2 separate regions of the Homo sapiens genome follow, and region 1 is linked to region 2. Evidence: read pairs that join two places in POLR2A ChIA-PET (ENCODE). Cell type or tissue: GM12878. All regions are shown on one strand. Links, peaks and the distances in the headings refer to the core of each region. The heading gives the core; the rest is flanking DNA.

Evidence for each region. ChIA-PET counts read pairs that join two places held together with the same protein. Peaks named below come from ENCODE experiments on the same cell type or tissue, not always from the same donor. Only the 100,000 strongest peaks of a DNase experiment are listed, where the experiment ranks them.
Region 1: POLR2A ChIA-PET joins it to region 2 with 14 read pairs; 2 of 35 experiments call an interaction of 5 or more read pairs at or near these places.

The regions. Positions count from the first base shown.
Region 1 is chr2:24,580,026-24,592,077 of GRCh38, forward strand. It overlaps NCOA1 (nuclear receptor coactivator 1), which reads left to right. Exons shown (of 23, transcript NM_003743.5): 3 at 4,451-4,535. Among named protein-coding and RNA genes, the nearest start is that of NCOA1, 95 kb to the left of the region's middle. RefSeq lists an enhancer at 6,666-6,715. In GM12878, for the core only: no CTCF peak of the experiment used is centred there; DNase peaks (open chromatin) are centred at 6,450 and 7,166; H3K4me3 peaks cover 587 bases; H3K27ac peaks cover 2,217 bases.
Region 2 is chr2:24,645,181-24,657,232 of GRCh38, forward strand. All of the region lies in intron 4 of NCOA1 (nuclear receptor coactivator 1), which reads left to right. Among named protein-coding and RNA genes, the nearest start is that of PTRHD1, 140 kb to the right of the region's middle. In GM12878, for the core only: no CTCF peak of the experiment used is centred there; a DNase peak (open chromatin) is centred at 7,741; H3K27ac peaks cover 1,130 bases.

The DNA of each region.
Region 1 (12,052 bases), core at 2,374-10,373, 67 kb before region 2:
TGATCAGGTGTGGACGTCAGTAAAAAATGTTGTGCCACTTCTTTCATTTCTCCTTTGTTTCTGATGAGATGTCTGCTGTCATTTGAATTATTTTCTCTTATAGGTAAATTATCATTTCTCTCTTACTGTTTTTATTACACTTTCTGTGTCTTTAGCTTTCAGAAGTTTAACTATGATATGCTTTAATGTGGATTGCTTTGGGTTTATCCTGTTTATGGTTCACTCGGCTTCTTGAATCTGTAAATTTATGTGTTTTGCCAAACATGGAAAATTGTCTGGTTTTTTTCTTAGAGCACTTTTTCAGCCCAGCCCACTTTCTTCTCTCCTTGTTGGATTCCATGGCAGAAGGTAGATCTTTTGTTAGAGCTTGATCTTTTGTTAGCGTTAGATCTTTTGTTAGGTCTTGAGGCTCTAATTATTTGTTTTCAGGCTATTTTTTCTCTGTTGTTTAGACTGGATAGTATCTATTGTTCTATATTTTGGTTCAGTGATTCTTTCCTCTGTCCCTTCCATTCTACTGTTGCATCCATCCATTACATCTTTTGTTTTACCTATTTTTCAGTTCTGAAATTTCCATTTGGTTCTTCTTTATATCTTTTCTTTCTTTGCAGTATGTTCTTTATATCTTGCTTTGTTTTTGAGACTCTCAGTTATTTTGTTGTTTCAAGTATGTCTGTAATGGCTCCTTGAGTCATTTTTGTGACAGCTGCTTAAACATGTTTTTCAGATAATTTTAACACCTCCATCATCTTGGTATTGGCATCTGTGGATTGCCTTTTTTCATTCTGTTTGAGATATTCCTGGATCTTGGTATGATGAGTGATTTTTATTTGATACCTGGACATTTTTAGTATTACATGCTGACACTCTGGGTCTTATTTAAATGTTCTGATTTAGTTGGCTTTCTCTGGCCCTGCCCCCGCATGAGAAGGAGGGAAGCCTCATTACTTTCCTGTGGGGATACAAGTCCAGGTTCTCTACTTTGCCTCTCTTGACACTCAATTTAGGGAGAGATTCTTTGTTACTGCTGGTCATGGATGGGAGTTCTTGCCCACATTGATTTCTCCCTGGCTGGGAGGGGCAGGAATGTGTCATTATGGTTCCCCACATATCCTCCACAGGGTGATAGTCTCTTTACTGTGTGATGGTGAAAGGCCTGACTCTGCTAGGCTTCTCCAAAAACAGCCTGTGGCAGAAAGAGAGAAGGGTACCTTGTTACTACTAGGTGAAGGTCCAAGCTCTCCATGTGGTCTTCACTGACACTGTGGAAAAGGAGGTCTCATTATCACGTGGCAGGGACTGGCTCCCTACTGGCCTTCTCTGACATCACCATTGTGGGGAGAATTGAGTGCCTTATTACAGCCGGAGGAGAGCAGACATCTAGGCTCCCTACTTCACCTTTGCTGGTGGGAGTGGGAGCTACAGGCACAGAGTTGTTTTTTACTTCTGTTTTTGTGTTTTTGGTGATGTTTGGCTAGGTATAATGTGCTCTGTCTGGATTGTCTCTTTCCTTATTCTTTGCCTGGAGAGAACAGGATTTTGTTTTGTTTGGCTGGTTGGTTTTGGGGGGAGTCTGGGCCTATGGGTTTTTTCGGGCTGCCAGCTTCTTCAGCTCCAAGGTGATAACATGTAACAGAAACAGAAAACTACAGGCCAATATTCCTGATAAACACAGATGCAAAAATCCTCAATGAAATACTAGCAAACTGAATCCAACAGCACATCAAAAAGATCACACACCATGCCTAAGTGGGATTTATCCTAGGAATGGTTCAACATATGCAAATCAATAAAAGTGATTCATCATATCAACAGAATGAAGTACAAAATCATATGATCACCCAAAAGATGTAGAAAAAATCATTTGATAAAATTTAACATCCCTTCATGCTAAATCTCTCAACAAATTAGACATAGAAGGAATATATCTCAATACAGTTAAAGGCCATATATGACAAACCCACAGCTAACATTATACTGAATGGGGAAAAGTTGAAAGTTTTTCCTTTAAGGAAAGGAATAAGGCAAGGATGCCCACTTTCATCACTCTTATTCAACATAGTACTGGAAGTCTTAGCCAGAGCAAATAGGCAAGAGAAGGAAATAGAAGGCATCTACATTGGAAAAGAGGAAGTCAAATTGTCTCTGTTTGCAGATGACATGATCTTATATATAGAAAAACCTAGAAACTCCACTTTTTTTAATCAGTTTTAAAATTGATAAACGAATTCAGTAAAGTTGTAGGATACAAAATCAACATACAAAAATCAGTAGCATTTCTATATATCAGTAATGAACTAGCCTGGAAAAGAAAGCAATTCTATTTACAATAACCACAAAAAAACCCCACCTAGGAATAAATTTAACCAAGGAGGTGAAATATCTCTACAATAAAAACTACAAAACACTGATGAAATAAATTGAAGAGGTCCTACAAAAAATGGAAACATATTTCATGTTCATGGATCAACAAAGAGCTAATATTGTCAAAATGACCATACTACCCAAAGCAATGTACAGATTCAACACAAGCCCTATCAAAATACCAATGACATTCTTCACAAAGATAGAAAAAAAGATCCTAAAATTTGTATGAAACCACAGACGACCCCAAATAGGCAAAGAATTCCTGAGGGGTGGGAGAGGACCTTGGAGGCATCACATTATCTGACTTCAAAATATACTGCAAAGCAGTAGTAACCCAAACAGCATGCACTGGCATAAAAACAGACACATAGACCAATGGAGCAGAAGAGAACCCAGAAATAAATCTACATATTTATAGCCAACTGATTTTTAACAGAGGCACCAAGAACATACATTCGGGAAAAGACAAGCCTCTTCAATAAATGGGGCTGGGAAAACTGGATATGCAGAAGAATGAAACTAGACCCTCATCTCTCATCGTATACAAAAATCAACTCCAAATGGTTTAAGACTTAAATGTAAAATCTGAAATGCTTCAGGATATTTATCTGGGCAAAGATTTCCTGGCTAAGACTTCAAATGCACAGGTGCAACAAAAGCAACAATAGACAAATGGTATTATATCAAGCTAAAAAACCTCACAGCAGAGAAAACAATCAACAGGGTAAAGAGACGACCTGAAGAATGGGAGAAAATATTTGCAAACTATTCTTCTGATAAGAGATTAATATCAAAAATAAGTAAGAAACTCAACAGCAAAAAGCCAATAATTCAGTTAATAAATAGGCTAATGATCTGACTAGACATTTCTCAAAAGGAATATGCAAAAGGCCAACAAATATATGGAAAAAATATTAAACTTCAGTAATCATTAGGGAAATGAAAATCAAAACCATAATGAGGATTATTTCACCTCAGAATGGCTATTATCAACAAGACAAAAAATAAATGCTGGCAAGGATGTGGAGGAAAGGGCACTCATACACTATTTGTAGGAATATAAATTAGAACCACCATTATGCAAACCAGTGTGGATACTCCTCAAAACTAAAAATATAACTGCCATGTGTTTCAGCAATCCCACTACTAGGTATTTACCCAACATAAAGGATAACAGTATGTCGAAGAGATATCTATATTCCCATATTTATTGCAGCATATCACAGTAACCAAGATACGGAATCAACCTAAATATCTATCAACAGATGAATGGATAAAGAAAATATGATATATATACAGAATGGAATACTATTCAGCCATAAAGAAGAATGAAATCCTGTCATTTGGAGCAATGTGGATGAACCTGGAGGACTGTATATTAAGTTAAATAAGTCAGACACAGAAAGACAAATATAGCACATTTTCACTCATATTGTGGGAGCTAAAAAAATTTGAGCACGTATAAGTAGAGAGATAATTGTGGTTAATAAAGGCAGGAAGGATAATCGGGAGGCAGGTATTGGGAGAGGTTGGATAACAGATACAAAATTATAGGTTAGATAAGAATAAGTTCTGGTGTTCTGTAGCAATGTAGGGTGACTATCATTAACAAGAATTTAGTTTGTATCTTTAAATATCTAGAAGAGAGGATTTTGAATGTTCCTAACACAAAGATGATGAATGTTTAAGGTGATTGATATGCCATTACCCTGATTTGATTATTAAACATTCTATATATGTATTGAAATATCACCGTACCCCATAAATATAGTTACTAAATGTCAATTTTTTAAAAAGCTATTATTTTTCAAATGATAAAAAAGAAGTATTTTGTAGAATGTTAATTATCTATATTCCATTTTATTAAAATATATACAATTTTGTTTTTGTTTGCTTCAAGAGAAATGTCCCAGTGTAGTTTATATATTAATTATGCATATCTTAATGAATTCAGAATAGTACTTTAAATATATTAAGTTTATTTACTGCTCCCCCCACCCATTTTCCAAAGTAGACTGCATTAATTTCATGTGATTGATCCAAGTAGATCCAATTGATTGACTTACTGTTTTCCTAATTTCAGGTTCCAGTTACAGCTATATCAGAGAATGAGTTAATCTCCTCAGAAATCACTAAATACTACTCTGAGGGGCTTAGAAATTAACAGGGTAAGTTGAATATCATCTTAAATACTATCTGGATTTTTATAGTGAATTCCTAATTTGGGCCTATAGTGTGTCAGGCAACAGTTGGGCACTGGGAAGAAAATTCCTTCTCTTATTTTCCATGCCTGTAGTGGTTTTCAGTTTTCTTTTGGATCAGGGCCCCTTTGAGAGTCTGCTTAAAGCTGTGTAGATCTTTTCACAAACATTCACACATGTTCAGTCAGAGTTTGAAGATCTTCGAAAACTTCCTAAAGTTCACAGACCATTGGGCAACCCTGTGCTTTGCAGTATTTCAGACGTTTTTACAGGCTTTGTTTCTCTTTTAAATATTACAACTCTATGAATTAGTGACTGATATTGATATTTTACATTGAAGAAACCGGTGTTCAAAATGGTATGTGACTTTTCCTGTAATGCAGCTGTCAAATGTGAGGCTAGAATTGAAGACTTTCCCAAATTTTAATAATACTGTTGGCTTTTTTTAAGGTTCTTTCTTCTTAATATGTCAAATTGCTCCTTAGTAAGATTGTGTCAGCCTTTCCTCATTGTCAGCAAGTGAGCATGCCTGCTTCACCACATTATCCCATTGGGTGTTCCCCCACCCTAGTGTTTGCTAAATTGGCATGTAGATAATTGCATTTCATTTTAATTTGTTTCTTTGTTGTATTTAGAGTTCTCTATCCACTTATCCATTGGAGTCTTACCAATTTTTGTAGCATTATATATGAATTTTGAATATATTAAGAATATTTGTCATGTTTTGTGCAAATACATTTACCCTTTCTGTTTGCCTTTTTACTTTGTGATTTTTTTTATGTATAGAAGTTTTGAAATGTTTAAGTATTCAGATCTACTTTTTCCTCTACATTTTTTCTCTTTTTTTAGTGTAGAAATTTCCAAATGCTTCATACATCTCAATGAATGCAGACACATTCACAGATTTTTTTTTTAACATAATGGCAATCTAAAAGATTAAAAAAGGAATGCCACTTAAGTTACAGATTTTTGACTTCCTTTTGTCATATGTTTATTGGCTATTGGTCTTTCGTCTTCTTTAAATATTTTTAAGTATTTAATCTTTCATAATTTTTATAAATGATATGTAGAAATCTAGATTATTAGTTCTGATAGCATTTAGTAAATGTTTCATTTTTACCAAGATTTCAAAGTATAGTTTACCCAATGTAAGATTTTCATATACACGTATATTTCTTTGTCTCTATTAATGTTCCTTTGATCTAATTATCTGTCACAGCATAATTATGATGTATTTTTAATGTTATTGTAGCTTTAAAGTCCTCTTTTATTAGTTTTTCAAAACTGTTTTATTCTTTGATATTTTTCCAAATTAACTTGAGAATATATTCATCAAATTAAAAAGTAAACATATGAAGGATTTTTAATTACGATTGCATTGAGTTAAAGATTCATTTGGGGCCAGGGGCGGTGGCTCACGCCTGTAATCCCATCACTTTGGGAGGCTGAGGCGGGTGGATCACCTGAGCTCAGGAGTTGGAGACCAGCCTGGGCAACATGGAAAAAACCCGCCTCTACTAAAAATACAAAACATTAGCTGGGCGTGGTGGCGGGCTCCTGTAGTCCCAGCTACTCAGGGGGCTGAGGCAGGAGAATGGTGTGAACCCAGGAGGCGGAGCTTGCAAAGAGCCGATATCGTGCCACTGCACTTCAGCCTGGGCGACAGAGCAAGACTCGGTCTCAAAAAAAAAAAAAAAAAAAAAAAAAAATTAGCTGGGCCGGTGATGTGCGCCTGTGGTCCCAGCTACTTGGGTGGCTGAGGTGTGAGAATTGCTTGAGGCTTTTTGTTTGTTTGTTTGTTTGTTTGTTTAAGACAAAAATCTTCCTCTCTTGCTCAGGCTGGAGTGCAGTGGCATGATCTGGGCTCACTGCAGCATCTACCCATCAGGCTCAAGGGATTCTCCCAGCTCAGCCTTCCTAGCAGCTGGGACCGCAGGTGCACAGTGGCACAATCTCAGCTCACTGCAACTTCTGCCTCCATAGCTCTTCCACCTCAGCCCCAGAGTATGCCCAGCTAATTTTTGTTTTTTGTTTTTGTTTTTGTATAGACAGGGTTTCACCACATTGCCAAGGCTGCTCTCAAACTCTAGGCTCAGGCAGTCTGCCTGCCTTGGCCTCCCAAAGTGTTGGGATTACAGGCGTGAGCCACCATGCCTGGCCAGCTTGCTATACTTCTTTATGTTTTTTCTACACATATGCAACTTGGAATTAGATCTCTGTCCTCTCAGAGACTTTCCTTATGCTGTCTGGCTCCCAGGAGCCTCTTTTCCTAGTCCTTTCACTAGTGGCAGGGGTTATTCTTTCTCTTAGAGTCTTAGTGTCACCCTCCCCCACTGTTTTGCCCCAGAGAAATACATAGTGAAGATTCTTCCCATATTCTTCCTACTACCCTGGACCCTTTCCCGTTTCTCAGGACAGAAGGACAGGTTTCTCTTAGGCTTTCAGATGTGCTGCCTCAGTAGTGCAGCTTCATAACAGACTGGCTTTGAGGCAGAGTCAGCAGAGAAGAAAAAAAAAAAAAAGAAACTGGGAACTCCCCTCGTACTGCTCCAAACCACACACTGTAGCCCACAGATGCTTGTTTTACACCCACTAGAAAGAGGGGGTTTCTCCTGGAGTTTTGCCATGTGTGTCTGCTGCCTAATTCTGGGACTCTGCCCACCCTCAGGTCAAAGTGGTAGATAAAGGAAGGATTAAAAAAAAATAGTAAACTCACCTTCATATTGGTTATTCTTCATATTTTGACTTTCTTCTCCAACGCACCTGACATTGTTATTTTTCAGTTTTCAAGAGGTTGCTTTTAGTATTCTGCCCAGAGTTTTTAGTTGTAATTAGTGAGGGAGATAGGCTGTAAAGGGCTTATTCCATCTTGACATTCACTGAAAGTCACATTATTTCATTTTAAAAATAATTTTTGTTTTGATTTTCCCAAAATTCTTCTTGTTCCTTGACTATTATAAGAACAGATTTTTGTTGTTGTTGTTCTGTGCATATACTGGCCTCTTGTATCTCTCTCAAGATACCAATAAAGTTAGGAACATTTTATTTATTTTTGTTGCCTTACTGTATTTTCTTTGGGTCATTGTGTCTCTACTTCTACACTTTATTGCCTCTCTTGGTTTTTATTAAGTGGCCAGTGATTGTTAGCTTTCTTCTTTACAGTATTTTCAAGTAAAGGTCACAATCAGTGGTTGTCTTACTTGAATGTATATACCCATTGCTTGGCGGCCCAGGTAAAATGTAGATTCCTGGTCCCATGGACAAAAATCTGATTCAGTAAGTCTAGAGTAGGGCACATAAACACCTTAAATTCTTTTGATGCTGATAGTTGAATGATAGCCCTTGAAATCTTGGAAACTGGTGTAATTCTGTACAGCTCATTATTCCCCTTTACAAAATACTGTCTTACCCACTGAGCATCATGGCTGACCATGGGACTCTGCAGTTGGCTTCCCGCTTGCTGTGGTGAGTGAGAGGTGGGCTTTCCCTCCCCTCCCCTCCCCTCTTTGGAGACAGGATCTCATTCTGTCACCCAGACTGGAGCACAGTAGTGTGATCATGGCTCACTGCATCCTTGACCACCCAAGATCTAGGAAACTTTCCACCTCAGCCTCCCGAGTAGCTGGGACTACAGGTGCTCGCCACCATACCCATTAATTTTTCTGTTTTTGTAGAGGTGGAGTCTCTGTATGTTGCCTAGGCTGGTGTGGAACTCCCAGCCTCAAGCAATCCTCCCACTTCAGTCTCATTGGGATTACAACCGTGAGCTACTGTTCCTGGACTCATTTTTCTTATCATGCACTTGCAGAGACAAGGCTAATAGCGGGGCCCTGTCCCTCGGTTTCTGCTGTTGGAAAGGAATTTTTCTGCAGGGAGAGTTCTGATTAGTTCTGAGTTGCCTTCCTTTTTCCCCCCTCTCCGTTGAGATTGTCTTTAGCCTGCTATTATCTCCATTTCAAAGTTCACACTATAAGCCCTCAGACAAAGACTTTAGACTCATGATAAATGCTGTGGCTGACACTTACTTGTCTTTAGAGTTGTACTGGCCATCATTGGTGTTTTTTCACTCAGTCGTTTTGTGGCCTGCCCACACCCCCAGGCCCTTCTGACCTCAGGTCTTTAGTAGGAGAAGAGGTAGATGAATGGGCTCACTCTGCCATCTTAATTGAATGTCCACTGTTAATCTTAAGGTGATATTGGTTTCTAATGTGCAAGGTATTTCTGTTGAATTCTCAGATATAATAATCATCATGAAATCTGTAGTAGGATCACACCTTATGTATACTCAGGTGTGCAAAGAAAATATAGCTTCTTTATTTTTCTTATCTCTTCCTTTTGATGAACCCTGGTCACTGGATGGCCGGAAGAAGAGTACCAGACTTACTCCCATCTGGTAAACTGGGTCTTATCCAATAATTTAAATAGTTGTGTTTGGATATTTCAGCTTCTGGATACTACTCATTCAAATATTATCTCTTTCCTCAGACGTGCCCACAACAGAATCTAGACTTATGGGTTGGCTTGTGTGACCTTGTAGTGGTGGAAGCACACCAAGACCCTCAATCTATCTACTGTCTTTTCTGGTTTCTTACTGGTCTCTCCCTGGAATTGTGGCCACCGAGGTACTACCAGAACTATCGTTTGAGGTACTACCAGAACTGTCTGAGACCTGTTCTTTTTGCTCCTAGAATGCATTGTCCATCTTTCCTGGTGTCACAGATAGCCTGAAGTCTGGCTTGGCCCCCTGAGCCTGGTATTCTCTCTTCCAGGCCTCTTGCTATGGAATTACTTTATCCCTCTGGCAAAGTCGTCAATCTGTATCTTAAGTTACCTTTCCCGTACTACTTTAGAGCACACAGAAGTTTCCTAAGGTACATTTCCTAAATGTACCTTCTTCCATGGCACATGAGAAATAAGGGAGATGCCAGAGCTGATCTCACATTCCTTCTCAATCTTCCTGTGTTTCTGTGCATATATTTTGGAGTGGCTATCTCCAGCTTCTGTTGAGTAGGCATAGGGAGAGGAAAGAGGTTGGTGGTGTGTGTGTGTGTGTGTGTGTGTGTGTGTGTGTATGAAAGTGTGTGTGTGTTTGTGCGCACACGCGCCACGTGTCAGGGAAGTTCCTGGAAGGCAGTCATTTTGTACAGTCTTAGTGGGAAGTGAAGCTGACTGTTCTAGCTCCCAGATTTCCTTACTCCATCAGACATTCTTTTCTTCTGCCCCATCTGCCTGAAAGATGATGATGGGAGTATTGGTCACTTGCATCTTCTGTCTCTGTCTCACCTTTTAATCCCACAATCCTTCATCCAGAATCAGGAGTTTGGGGCTATAATTCATATTTTTTCTAATTTATATCATCTTTCTACCCTAATTGACAGGCCCCATGTTCTGACTGTCATGAGCAGAAGGGATATCTGCTCTGTACTGTGGAAGAAACTATAATCCTACTCTTTTCAATCTTGGCCAGAAAATATTAGTGTCTAACAAATTCCTTCTTTGGGAAAACCAGACTTTCAAAAACTTTTATCTTAGTGTAAAATTCTTTCTTTAATTCATAAGGTAAATATTAACTATTTCTTTCTCTTTTCATTTTTAAACTTTACCAAATATATGGATGCTACTCATAGAATAGGAGGGAAGTCAGTGGAAGGAAAAGCAAATGAGAAAAGCATGTCAGTATCTTTTCATAATCATGAGAGCATATCTACTCTCAGTACTCCCGTTTCTCAAGACTTCCTTGGCTTTTCTTACATTTACTTTTTTAATTGTAGTAGAGACTCTTACAAGATTATGCTTCTAAAACATATTATAGTTATTTGATTTGTATTAAGCTTATAACTTTGATATTTTTAATTATAGTTTTCTCAAATAGGAAAATAGTGTGTCTCTATTTTTTCAAATCTTCTCAAAATATTTATCAATAAGGTTTTATAAAATTTTGAAATGTGGATTTAATAAATATGTCTCACATTCTTTTTAGGAAATTTTTTTTCTTTTTAGTTTTTAAGAGTAAAATCCAGGTTGCAACTCAGTTTCTTCTGCCTTGTAGCTCTTCCCTGTGTGGACCCATGGCACTTTGTTTATTTGTCTTTTGTAGAATTCCTCATATTTGTGTTTACCAAACTGTAGTCAGCTCAATGCAGGGAATCAGACATTGCTTGTCTTTATTTGCCCTAGTGCCCAACAAATTCCTGCTCATGATAGGCATGGGGAAATCAGCAATTCCTGTGCTCCTTTCCTGATTTATTTTCTCCATAGGACTTACCATGTTCTAACATACTGTATTGTTTATTTGTTTTATTTATTGTCTGTCTCTTCTCACTGAATTATAAATAGCATGCAGGCAGAGATTTTGAACGATTTTGCTTACTACTGTATTCCTAACACCTAGTGGAGCACCTGTCATGAAGGTGACCAGTATTTGTTGAATGATTAATAAATTATCAAAATTTAGATAATTGTCTAAATTATATCATATGATCTATAAAATACTGTAAGTATAAACTTCTGGTATAAAAAATAGTAATGTAATTGGAAAGGTACATTAAAAGTTAGGAAGACCTTAATATATAATCTACTATCCCATTTTGTGAAATGAGCAAGAAATAATTTAAGCACAAAGCCCAAGCTAATTGTGGAAATGGACCAAGAATTTAGAACTCTTAAGTAAAACATAATAATAATGTCAACTGGACATGTGGTAAGCAGTATATATGGTTGTAGTTAAGAAAAAGTACAGGTTCTGCAATCAGACATTTCTAGGCAAGTTTCTTGATCTCTCTGTGCCTTAGTTTCCTCCCCTGCAAACTAGGAAAAAATTGTATCTTTCTTATAGATTGTTCTAAGACATCTATGAAATAAAGTGTAGTAACTCTTAGCACACTGCCTGGCGTTTAGTGAAGGCTCAAAAAGTTAGCTTCCATTATTACTATTTGGAATATCTGCCATCTGTAGCTTGTGGATGTGAGAGTTCTTTAGTTTTTGGTGGGGCTTTTAAAAAATAGTTCCTAGAGGCCAGGCTATCTTTTAGTCTTTCCTTCAATCCCTCTAATATGCCAAGCTCCCCAGTTCTCTGAATTGATGCATCTACTCTTCTATTGGCCTAGAGAACACTCTTCTCTGACATGCTTTGCTTCTTTAACACCTACTTATCTTTCAGGTCTCTTCCTGTTTCTCTCATTTTTAAATTTTTATTTTAAGAATTTATAAATATATACAAAAGTAGAGAGTATGATGAATCCATCACCATTTCTATGTATCCATTACCCACCATCAATAGCTGTGGGGATTTGATCTCTTTAAAAATTAAAAAAAAGTTTTCTTGAAATCCCAGTAAATACCTTTTATTTTTTTCTTCCTAGCACATTAACACAATTTGCAATCATGTATTTAATGTCTCTTTTCTCCATTAGTTTATAAGCTCCATAAAAGCTGTTTTCTTTATTGTGATATATCCAGTGTCTCATACAGTGCCTGAAACATGA
Region 2 (12,052 bases), core at 3,799-11,798:
CTCTGCCTCTTTAAAATTGCATCAGTTTTGGCCAGGTGCTGTGGCTCACGCCTGTAATCCCAGCACTTTGGGATGCTGAGACGGGTGAATTATGAGGTCAGGAGATTGAGACCATCCTGGCTAACAAGGTGAAACCCCGTCTCTACTAAAAATACAAAAAAAAAAAAAAAAAATTAGCCAGGCGTGGTGGTGGGCGCCTGTAGTCCTAGCTACTCGGGAGGCTGAGGCAGGAGAATGGCGAATGGCGTGAACCTGGGAGGCGGAGCTTGCAGTGAGCAGAGATCGAGCCACTGCACTCCAACCTGGGTGACAGAGCGAGACTCCTCTCAGAAAAAAAAAAAAAAAAAAAAATTTCATCAGTTGCTAGAGCAAACACAACTCTTTGTTTCTGGCTTTTATTAACTGATGATACATTTGTATTTACACGTTGAGTGCCCCATATCTGAAATGCTTGGGACTAGAAGTGTTCCATATTTTGGATTTTAAAATATTTGCAGTATACTTATCAGCTGAGCATCCGAAATCTGAAATCCTATATGCTCCCGTGAGCATTTCCTTTGAGTATCATCAGATTGTGGAGCATATCGGATTTTGGACTTGGGATGCTCAACCTGTATTAATTTATGTTTTCTGTTGTTTCCAATCAGGACTGTTGGTTCTCCCTAAGGAGCAATAAATGAATTAAGTATTCTGATTAAAAAAGAAAGTTTTGCTGAGTAGGATGTATTATAATAAAGAGAAATTTTAATTAAGTAGGAGAGCCATCTCTTTAAGAGTTTTCAGGAAAGTAATGTTAGTACCTCGACTTTATGAAAGAGAAAGGAGGAGAAAATTGATAGAATAATGCAGTGACTGAACATTAGCTTGGTGTCTGTCTTTCCTCATTGTTCAGTGAGTGACTCTAAGAAAGTCATTTTCCTCATTATAATGACATTTTTCATCTTTTCTATTTCTTCTTAACATTAAAAACAATTTCAAATGTACCAAATAGTTACAAAATTGCTAGACTGAACACCTGCATGCCCATTGCCCAGTTTCACCAATTATAAACATTTTATGGAATTTGCTTTATCTCTCTCTGTATTTACTTTTCCTTTTCCCCTTCCCCCTCTACCATTACGATGACAATGATGAACCATTTGAGAAAAAGTGGTAGACAATCATGATCCTTCACTCTAAAATATTTCCTACTTAACCACAATATAATAATCAATTCAGGAAACAACATTTTTTATTGCTGTTATCTAATATATAGTTCACATTAAAATTTTACCATTTGTCTGATTCACAATCATAGATTGCATAGTTGTCACATTTGTTTGGTTTCCTTTAACCTGGAATAGTTTATTAGCTTTTCTTTGTTTTTCATAGTAGGGCCTTCCATGATAGTGACATTGGAGAAGAGTACAGGTCAGCTATTTTGTACAATGGTCCTCATTTCAGGATTGTCTGTTTCCACCTATTTCCTTCCTAAAAAGGCTGTGATAGGGGATGGAGATTCATGGATTTTTCTTTTTTCTTCTTTCTTTTTTTTTTTTTTAATGAAAAGGTTATCTTAAATAACAAAGTCTACAAAGAGTTTTCAGGATAAAGTCTGTTGGAACAAAGGAAATCTAGAAACTAGAATCACTAAGATAATTTAGGTGTTATTGAAAGGAATTATACACACATACACACACACACAAATTGTAGGACCCAAGATTTATAAACTTTGGAACAAAAATTAGGGTTTGCAAAAGCAGAACTTTTGATTTTGATTGAACAGTGCATTTTATTTTAAAGTCCTTGACATCTTATAAGAAATAATTGGTTTTATATTATAACGTATGATAGAAGGTAAGTCACGATTCGCTATATGAATAACTTTATTTTCATGTGATGTTTGGACTAAGGATAGAAAAGATTCTTTGTTTATATGTTTGAGTACCTTGTATACTACCTAGTTTTTAGATGTGGTATATTTTAATGTCACCTTTTCTGTAAGGCTCTTACTGGATATATTAAGGAAATATTTTGATGTGGAGGCCAAAGCAAAAGATTGGGGCTATATTGATGGGTTTTCTATTTATTAGTTATGTGACTGTAGGTTAGTGATATAACTTAAAGCGTATGCAAATTCTGGAACCAGATTACCTAAGACCGATTTCTTCCTCTGCCGCTTAAGTTGTTGAGCAGATTAAGTAACTTGTCCATGCCTCAGTTTTCTCGTCACTAACATGGATTATAATATTACCTACCTGATGTTTTATGAGTAAATGAGTTAGTAAGGTTTATGAGGGAATTAATTAACATAGGTTAGGTGCTTAGAACAGTGATAGGCACATGGTAAATCTTACATAAGTGTTAGTATTCATTATCATCATCATCAGAGCATAATTTATTAGTATGATAAAACTGTCAAAATGGAAATAATAATGTATACTTCATAGGGCAGTTGTGAGAAATAAGTGAATTAATGCATATAAAACATATATTACATGCTCAATATATATATAATGTCATATCCTTTAGATGCATATTAATGGGCTTACATTTTAACTTGTAAACTTTTTATTATTTTGTTTCTCTCAAATTATTTGTTACTATTGACTTTATAATGTGAAAGTGGCAACTGGAAGGGTAAGCATGCTTATACCACTGAAGTGGCCTATAGTCGAAATATTTGAGAAGTACTGTACTGGGTGACAATTGCAGGGGTCCTTATTCTAAAAATTTAAAAGTCTGCATCTCCAGTTTAAAATGTGTGAGCATTCTTTTTATTGTTATTATTCTGTTTGTTATCATAATTATTATTCTATTGAGAACCCCGGAAAATGGAATTTGAGTTTCACTTGTTCCAAGTTAGTCTTTAGCTGGTCGTTGCAGCAGAAGGAATATAGCTAGCCACATTTAGTGTTAGCATTAAGAGGATATTGATGCTATTTAACCAGCCATTTACATGAAATGCTTGGGATTTTTTTTTTCATTTTTCAGTGGATATCAATAAAATATTGCCGAATATAAATGAATCAAGTAAGATGACTTAGGTTTTAAGCTGGACTTTACAAAATGCATATCTTTTCTATAAATGTGGTCAGTGAAGATTGGCTCATATTGTGATTTTTTTTTTTTGAGACGGTGTCTCACTGTGTCGCCCAGGCTGGAGTGCAGTGATGCAGTCTCAGCTCACTGCATCCTCCGCCTCCCGGGTTCAAGCAGTTCTCTTCCTCAGCCTTCCAAGTAGCTGGGATTACAGGCATCCGCCACCACACCTGGCTAATTTTTGTATTTTTAGTAGAGACGGAGTTTCACCATGTTGGCCAGGCTGATCTCGAACTCCTGACCTCATGATCCACCCGCCTTGGCCTCCTGAAGCGCTGGGATTACAGGCGTGAGCAACTGCACCCAGCCCTCATATTGTGATTTTATCTGTGCCCTTTCCCTTTCAGGTTGGGAGGGTGACCCTGAAGTTAACCGGAGGTTTGTCTGACTTAATCATTTTATAACACCCTCAAAATACAATTCCATTATTTTGGTCAATTATTTTGACTCATTTGGCTCTATGACTTTGGTACTTCTTCTACCATATACCATTAAAGAACAGATTTTAGTGTATTTATTTTTCTTTTATTGGTGTAGATATATATATTTAACTATACTGTATTCTGAAATGGGTTTCTAAAATAGTTGATCAAAATTGAATAGCTTCTGATCTGGGACTGAATTCTTTATTTTAGATATTGAAGTAATTTTTTGTGTAAATGTAGTTATTTGATTTTGGATAATCATTTGTGGATTATCTGTATCTAATGCAGATCTTCATTTTCTTTTGGTTCTGGCTTCTAGCTGTTTTTCTGCCCACTATTATCTGAATCTCTGAAAGAGGTTAGTAAAAAGAGGCAGACATTTAAAATTTTTTTTAATTTTTATTTATTTATTTTATTTTTTTAAAAAGAGACATAGTCTGTCTGTGTAGCCAAGACCACACTTGAATTCCTGGCTCAAACAATTCTCCCACCTCAGACTCCTGAGTAGTTGGGATTATAGACACATGTTACTGCACCCAGCAACACTGAAATTTTTATCACTCAGTTTTGTCTGTGCAAATGACAAAGCAAAATGATCATTTACTTTTTTAAGGCTGCTTCTGCTAAACTCTTATAAAACTCTTTTGTACGCCTGCAAGTAAATATTAAATACTTATATTCTTGTTTATACCAGCTGAAGATAGCTATAGTTAGGACGACTGATTTTTCCTCAAGAAATACCAACACAAATTAAAGTGGATTTTGGAAGACATGTGCAGTATACCTGCATAACTCTATGTCACTCTTAAGATAACTGGATTCATAGTTTCATAAGGAAATGTTGAGTTATTTTGCTAATTTGTTCTAATAAGATAGCTGCCACAAATATGTGATACAATGCTATTTTCCCTCAGTCGTGAATATACTAGGAATATTTTAATAAGGCAAATGTTTATTCTTCATCTTAAAATTAAATTTTAAATGAAGCCAATATGAGGAAAATATTAGGTTTTAAAACTAATTTGGTTTTCCTTTTTCTATGTATTTGTTAATAGAAAACAAAATAAACTTTTCTTTTTTCAAACTTATTTGTATTTAGAAAAATTAATGCAAAGAAAAAAAGCATTGTCGCTTAGTCTGTGGAATAAGCTTTTAGTGGTAAACACAGACGTATTAAATATATTGTTTCAAACATTAAGATACATTTAGAGGGCAAGTTACCAAATCCTTGATAATGTCTTTATTATTAGCATAATAAATTTAAAAGACTGCACAGGATTCTCTTTTACAAAAAGCACTATAAGAAAAATCTAGTATTTTATAGTAGAATATGAAATAAGATTAAATGGTGTTTTGATTTTTAAGAATTCATTGATTGCTTTGAATCCATTTATTTGATTTTGCTTTTTATTCTTGGCCATAATGGTTAAGAACGTTGGCAGTGATTTATGGTAGAAGCTTAGGGGAGCAGGGTCTCTTCTCTGGGCCAAGGATAACTACCATCTCAATTTGGGCCCTGGCATTGTGGATTTTGAGAGAACTTTTGTTTCCAGGGATTTCAGGAAATCCCTACCCATTCAATTAGCTTCAAAATATCTAGTATTCAACAAAAATTAGGAGGCATGCAAAGAAACAAAAATATTTGGCCCATATACAGGAAAAATAACAATCAGTAGTATCTGTCCCTAAGGGGGCCAGACATTGGACCTATTAAAGAAGAAAAAGTAGATAAGTTGGACTTCATTAAAATTAAAAACTTTTGTTCATTAAAGAATACTGTAAAGAAAATGAAAAGAGAAACCACAGAATTGGAGAAAATCATCTGTAAGTCATATATCTGATAGGGGTCTAATACCCCGAATGTAAAGCACTCTTATGACTCAATAAAAAGACAAGTTAAACCCAACCCAAAATCCTACAACTCAATAGCAAGAAAACATATAACCCAGATAAAGATCAGGCAAAGGACCTGAAAAGATATTTCTTTAAGGATGACATAAAAATGGCCAACAAGTATATGAAAGTTGCTCAACATCATAAAATGATCAAGGAAATGTAAGTAAAAGCCACTTTATCACCTCACATCTACCAGCTATTAGGATAGCTGTTACAAGTTGAGTATCCCTTATCAAAAATGTTTGGGGGACCAGGATTGTTTGATATTTTGGATTTTTATGGATTTTAGAATATTTGCATTATACTTACCAGTTGAGCATCGAAAATCTGAAATGCAGAATGCTCCAATGAGCATTTCCTTTGAGTGTTATGTTGGCATTCAAAAATTTTTGGATTTTGGATCATTTTAGGTTTGGGATTTTTAGATTTGGGATGCTCAACCTGTATCAAAAAGACAAAAGATAACAAGTATTGGCAAAGGTGTTGAGAAAAGGGAACCCATGTACCCTTTTGATGGGAACTTAGAATGGAGCAGCCATTATGAAAAACAGTATAGATACTCCTAAGGAAATTAACATATGACTCAGAATTAACATATGACCCAGCAATACCTTTTCTGGGTATATACCCAAAAGAGATGAAATCAGCTCATAAAGCTGTCTGCACTCCCATGTTCATTGCAGCATTATTCACAATAGCTGAGACATGGAAACAACCTAGGGGTTGCTCAGTGGACAAATAGATAAAGAAGTTGTAATATATATATGCAATGGAATATTATTCAGCCATTAAAAAGGAGGAGATCCTGCCATTTGCCACAACATAGGTGAGCCTGGAGGACATTTTGCTAAGTGAAATAAGTCAGACACAGAAAGAAGAATATTGCATAATCTCATTTACATGAGGCATCTTTAAAAACAAAGGCAAATATACAGAGATAGAGAATAAAACATTGCCATAGTGGGGAAAAATGGGTAACTATGGGAGATGATGGATATGTTCATTTGTTCATTTACAATAATAATATAACCATCATAATATATATAATAACCATTTTACTACATATCCTCATCTCATGACATCATGTTGTAAATCATAAATATACACAGTAAAATTTAGTTTTTAAAAAATAGGCAAAGGAGCTGAATAGACACATCTCCAAATAAGACATACAAATGGCCAATGAGTGCAAGAAAAGATGCTTGGTGTCATTAGTGATTAGGGAAATAGAAATCAAAACCATGAGATACCATTTCACACCCTCAAGGATGGCTGTAATTTTTTAAAGACAGGAAATAACTCTTTATTTGGTGAGGTTGTGGAAAACTGGAACCCTTGTACATTACTGGTGGGAATTTTAAATGGTGTAGTTACTGTGGAAAACTGGCTTTGATAATTCCTCAAAAAGTTAAAGAGTTACTGTATAACCTAACAGTTCCACTCCTAGTTAAATACTCAAGAGAATTAAAAACATGGCCACATAAAAACTTGTACATAAATGTTCACAGCAGCATTACTGATAATATTCAAAAAGTGAAAACTACCTAAATATCCATCCACTGGTGAATGGATAAACAAAATATGGCATCTCCAAACAATAGAATATTATTCAATTATTAAAAAGGCAGTGAAAATCCTGAAGTCCCTATCCTTCCTTACCACATGAGAAAGATTTTGGTTGTCATTGAAATGAACAGCTAAAATGAAAACTTGTTTCAAAGACCCTTACGTGTCTTAGGACTCCAGTTTGAGAAACATTTTTTTGGAAATTACCTAGTTCAGATCTCTATTTATCATGTTTTTCCTGTGTGATGCCCTTCATACAACTATTAACTTGGGGATATTTAGCTCTCAGAGTATCCTTCTCACTATATATAAATGCTTCTTCGTGCTAACTGCCTGCTAAGCATTTTTAAATATATTATTAGAAATGTTTATTAACTAATTGGCAGGGACTTTTTAAAATTATGCAGTTCTCAGCTAAATCCAAGAAATGAATGACAGATTTCTTATGTAGAAATTTAAATTCAACTGAATTATAAGGCACAGTTCTATTTCTTTAGCCTTCACCTGTTTGGTTTAGTCTGGTACATTTGAACAGAGATAAATGTAGTTTCTAGTTCCTAAAACTACTCTCTAGAGATTGCATAAGATTGGGTATAATTTAGCAACTCTTTTTAAATCAACAGGGTACTTTTACTTAGAAACCTTACCTCTTTTTAAATAGTGATATGCAAATTGGTTTCCTGAAACCAGCATTTATTTTCTTAATGATTCTTATTTAAGTACCCTGACTGCGAAATACAAAGCCATTTCACATAAATACAACTGTAATAGTTTTTCCTCATGAGAAGTTTTACATTGCCTTGTTTATTGTGTTTTGTAAACAGGAAGCAGTTAATACCAGAATCATACTATCAGCAAATTATGGGTGACTGTCTCATAGCTCTTCAGCTCTTGGCTCTTATTTCAGTAGGCCAGCCTGTCTGGCTGCTGTTGTTTGTTGTTTGCTCTCCCTAGCCCCAGAATCTCAGATATAGCAGTTGTGAATCTCCAGCTAGTAGTCTAAGGGTAGTACATATGGGAATCTTGCTTTAGATCCAGAGGTATTTATTACTCAAAATTATTCAATCTGTGAGATTGTATTATTCAGATCATGTAACTGCAGCATGGCTTGGGTTTGTAGTACTGTGAAATATCACGGGTTGTTTTTTTACAAAATAATAGATCTTTACTTTTTCAAAATTAGAATATTCCCTAATTTCTAGACCAAGAAGGCAGTTTGCTGTTTTTTTCCCATTGAAAGACAATAAGGATTTTAAGAAATTTCATGTTTCTCAATTATAAGAAATAATTTCAAAGATTTTAAAAATATTTCAGAAAATATTTAACCATACAAATTAAATATCTTTGTTTTAGAAATCTTAAATGTTGTATTAGTAAGATAGGTTAATTGTTTTTAATTCATCACCTATTTATTTAGTTTCTCTATCCTTTAGGTATTGTGTTAGATATTGGATATACAATAAAAAGATCTAATAACTGGCTTTGAGTTCACAATCCCAAAAGGGAGACAAAATAATTGTAACTTATAGCACATTGTAATAAAAAAACATAGGCCCAGGATTATTTTGAGAACAAGTAGAATTTCAGATGGATAAATTCTTAGATGGACATAACCTAATTTCATTGGAGGCCGAAAAGATGAGCAGCTAAGGAAACAAAAAATGGCCCCTGAACATGAAGTAAGCGTTAGCCAACTCTTTTCTTTTGAATTGGGCAAATTCTAAAGTCATGTCTTTCAACTTCCTTGTTCAGCATTTTCTTCTCTCTTTTGTTTCTACTTTTGTAGAAAAGTTTAGAATTGATGCTTCATTATTACAAATTTATTGCATTATTTCATTTTTGTATTACTAAATTTTAAAATACATTTTATTTATATGAAATTATATGACTTCTTTACTTATGTGAACTTTGGTTAATCTTATTTATGCTTCTGTGAATCTCTGCAGGAAAACAAGGTGTATATTTTGTTAGTTCCAGTAATACAATGGACTGATTATTTTTATTTTGTGTTTGAGTTTTAGAATGGATGGTAACAAAACCATGTTGGTCTTTTGACTTTGTTTTGTGGTGGCTGTTGCAAGTCTGGTATATTTGCCTTGCATTGGGGTTGTTCATATTAAATTGTAAATTTTGCAAAGGCCAACTAGGCTTCTATATTTTCCTTATTGTGTGTTCCTTCCTCTCCAGTCACCCCCATAGAAGGTTTAATAAATTGTTTTTTAAGACATTAATCTGTAATGCAGTTCATCTCATTTATCATTAACAGAAATCTGAAATTTAAAAGTATATCATTTTTTATACATGTTTAATTTGAGGTGACAGTGGGATATCCAAATGAAAACATCCAGTTAACAAGTGGACATTCAGATACCAAATTACTAAGATGAGAAAGATTGTGGACATTCAGATACCGGATTACTAAGATGAGAAAGATTGTACTTACTCTTCACAGAGGAAGTCTTAGAATAAAAGTCAAATCCTATCATCCTTCTGTTGTTAATCCTCCAGTGACTGCCTCAGTCACTGGGACTTAGTCCTTGCAATGACTTTTAAGACCTTACATGGTATAGCCTCCTATTATCTCTCTGAACTCGTCACTTACTCCCCCATCCCCCAGGTTCTAGCCATGCTCACCTCTTTCATGTTTCTCAAAAAGCAGTTATGCTCCTGCTTTAAGGTCCTTCTACCTCCCCTTGCCAGAAGCACCCTTCTTCCATTTATCATTCTCTTGGCTGTCTCTCCCTTACCCCCTTCTTACCTTTGTTCATATCTCTCACTTTTTCAGTGAATCCTTTCCTAATTACCTTACTTGCTTCCCTTCCACTTCCACATACCTAAGCCTCTGTTTTTGCTTTATTTTTCTCCAGAGTAAGTATTATAACTTACTTTTTAATTTTATGTGTTGTTGTCTCTGTCACAATAGAATGAAACTTAATGAGGACAGTTATTTTGTAAATTTTATTCACTGCTCTATCTCTAGTGCGTAGAACAGAGGTTGGCATATGGTAAGAGCTCAGTAAATATTTGCAGCTAATTTAAATTGGTCTTCTCCCACACTGAGATCAATTTAAAGTTTTTTGGCTAGTATTTACCTTTTTGTCTAATATTTACCTTTGCTGAGTACATATTACCAAGGATTTTATTTTTAAAGTCTTTTCTTGAAGTTGAAACTAAAGTTAACATATATAATCTATATGCTTGTATATACAGATGATATATATAACATAATTTTATTTATATGTAGATCATATAGTAATATGCAATACATAATACATGGCATATATAATCTATGAACACTTGATTGGACTGTCATTTAGTAATTCATTCACCAGATCCTATAATAGACTCACACAATAGGTGAGAGCAGATGCAAACTTTATATATTATGTTTAGGAGATTGGATGTTGTCCTATGGGCATTGAGGATTTAGTGAAGGGTTTTAAGTAAGAGATTGACATGATTAGATATACACTTGGTAGCCTACTCTGGTGGGTCTGCAGAGGATAAACTTAAGGAGGACAAGACCGGAAACAGGGAGAAGCTATTTGGGAAGCTATTTTAGTAGTCCAGCAAAAGAGTTAAATGAGAACCTGAATTGAGATCTTGGTAAAGGAGAATATGAAGAAAGGATGGATTTTGGAAATATTTAAGAAGTAATGGCCGGGCATGGTGGCTCACGCCTGTAATCCCAGCACTTTGGGAGGCCGAGGTGGGCAGATCACTAGGTCAGGAGATCGAGACCATCCTGGCTAACATGGTGAAACCCCATCTCTACTAAAAATACAAAAAATTAGCCGGGCATGGTGGCAGGTGCCTGTAGTCCCAGCTACTCGGGAGGCTGAGGCAGGAGAATGGCGTGAACCCGGGAGGCGGAGCTTGCAGTGAGCTGAGATCCCGCCACTGCACTCCAGCCTGGGCGACAGAGCGAGACTCCGTCTCAAAAAAAAAAAAAAAAAAAAAGGAAGAAGTAAAAACTGACATTTGCTTGCATGCAGGATATGAGAGAAGAGGCTAGAATGACTGCAGTGTACCAACTGAGACAAGAAATACATGAGAAGGAAATAGGTTTATAGAGAGACTTTGCCCAAGGACAGGCAGGTAGTGTTTAATCCAGGATTTAAACAAAGTTTTTCTGGCCCCAAAGCCCATGCTGGTTTTTTGTTTTGTTTTGTTTTTGCTTTTATTATTATTTTTAATTGTTGCATAATAATTGAACATATTTATAGGGTACAGTGTGATACTTTGATACATGTGTACAATGTGTGTGATCAAATCAGAGTAATTAGCATGTCCCTCACGTCAATCATTTTTCATTTCTTCGCATTGGGAACATTCAAAATCTACTCTTTTTGCTATTCGAAAATAAATTGTTGTTAATTATAGTTACCTACAATGCTATAGAACACTAGAACTAATTTCTCATATTTAGCTATACTTTTGGATCTGTTAAACAACCTCTGGCTATCCTCTCCTCCTCACATCCTTCCCAGCCTCTAGTAACCACTATTCTGCTATCTACTTCTATGAGATTAACTTCTTTAGTTTACACATGAGTGAGAATATGCAGTGTTTGTCCTGTGGCTGGCTTATTTCACCTAGCATGATGCCCTCCAAGTTTGTCCATGTTGCCATGAATAACAAGATTTCATTCTTTTTTGTGGCTGTCTGGTATATTTCACTGTGTATATATACCACATTTTCTTTACCCATATATCTGTTGATGGACACTTAGGTTGATTTCATATGTTGGCTTATTGTGAATACTGCCACATAAATATTGGAGTGCACATATCTCTTCAACATACTGATTTCATTTCCTTTGGACATATGCATATTTGTAGGATTGCTGTATCAGATATATAGTAGTTCTATTTTTAGTTTTTTGAAGAACCTCCATGCTCTTTTCCAAATGGCTACGCTAATTTACATTCCCACTAAAAATGTATACGAGTTCCCTTTTCTCTTCATTTCTTCCCGGCACGGAAGCCCATCCTTTTAACTACCATGTTGCAGTAGGCAAATCTAGTTGACTCCTTATCAGGGAAATGAGACCTTGAAAATGATACTTAAGCAGGGATGCTTTT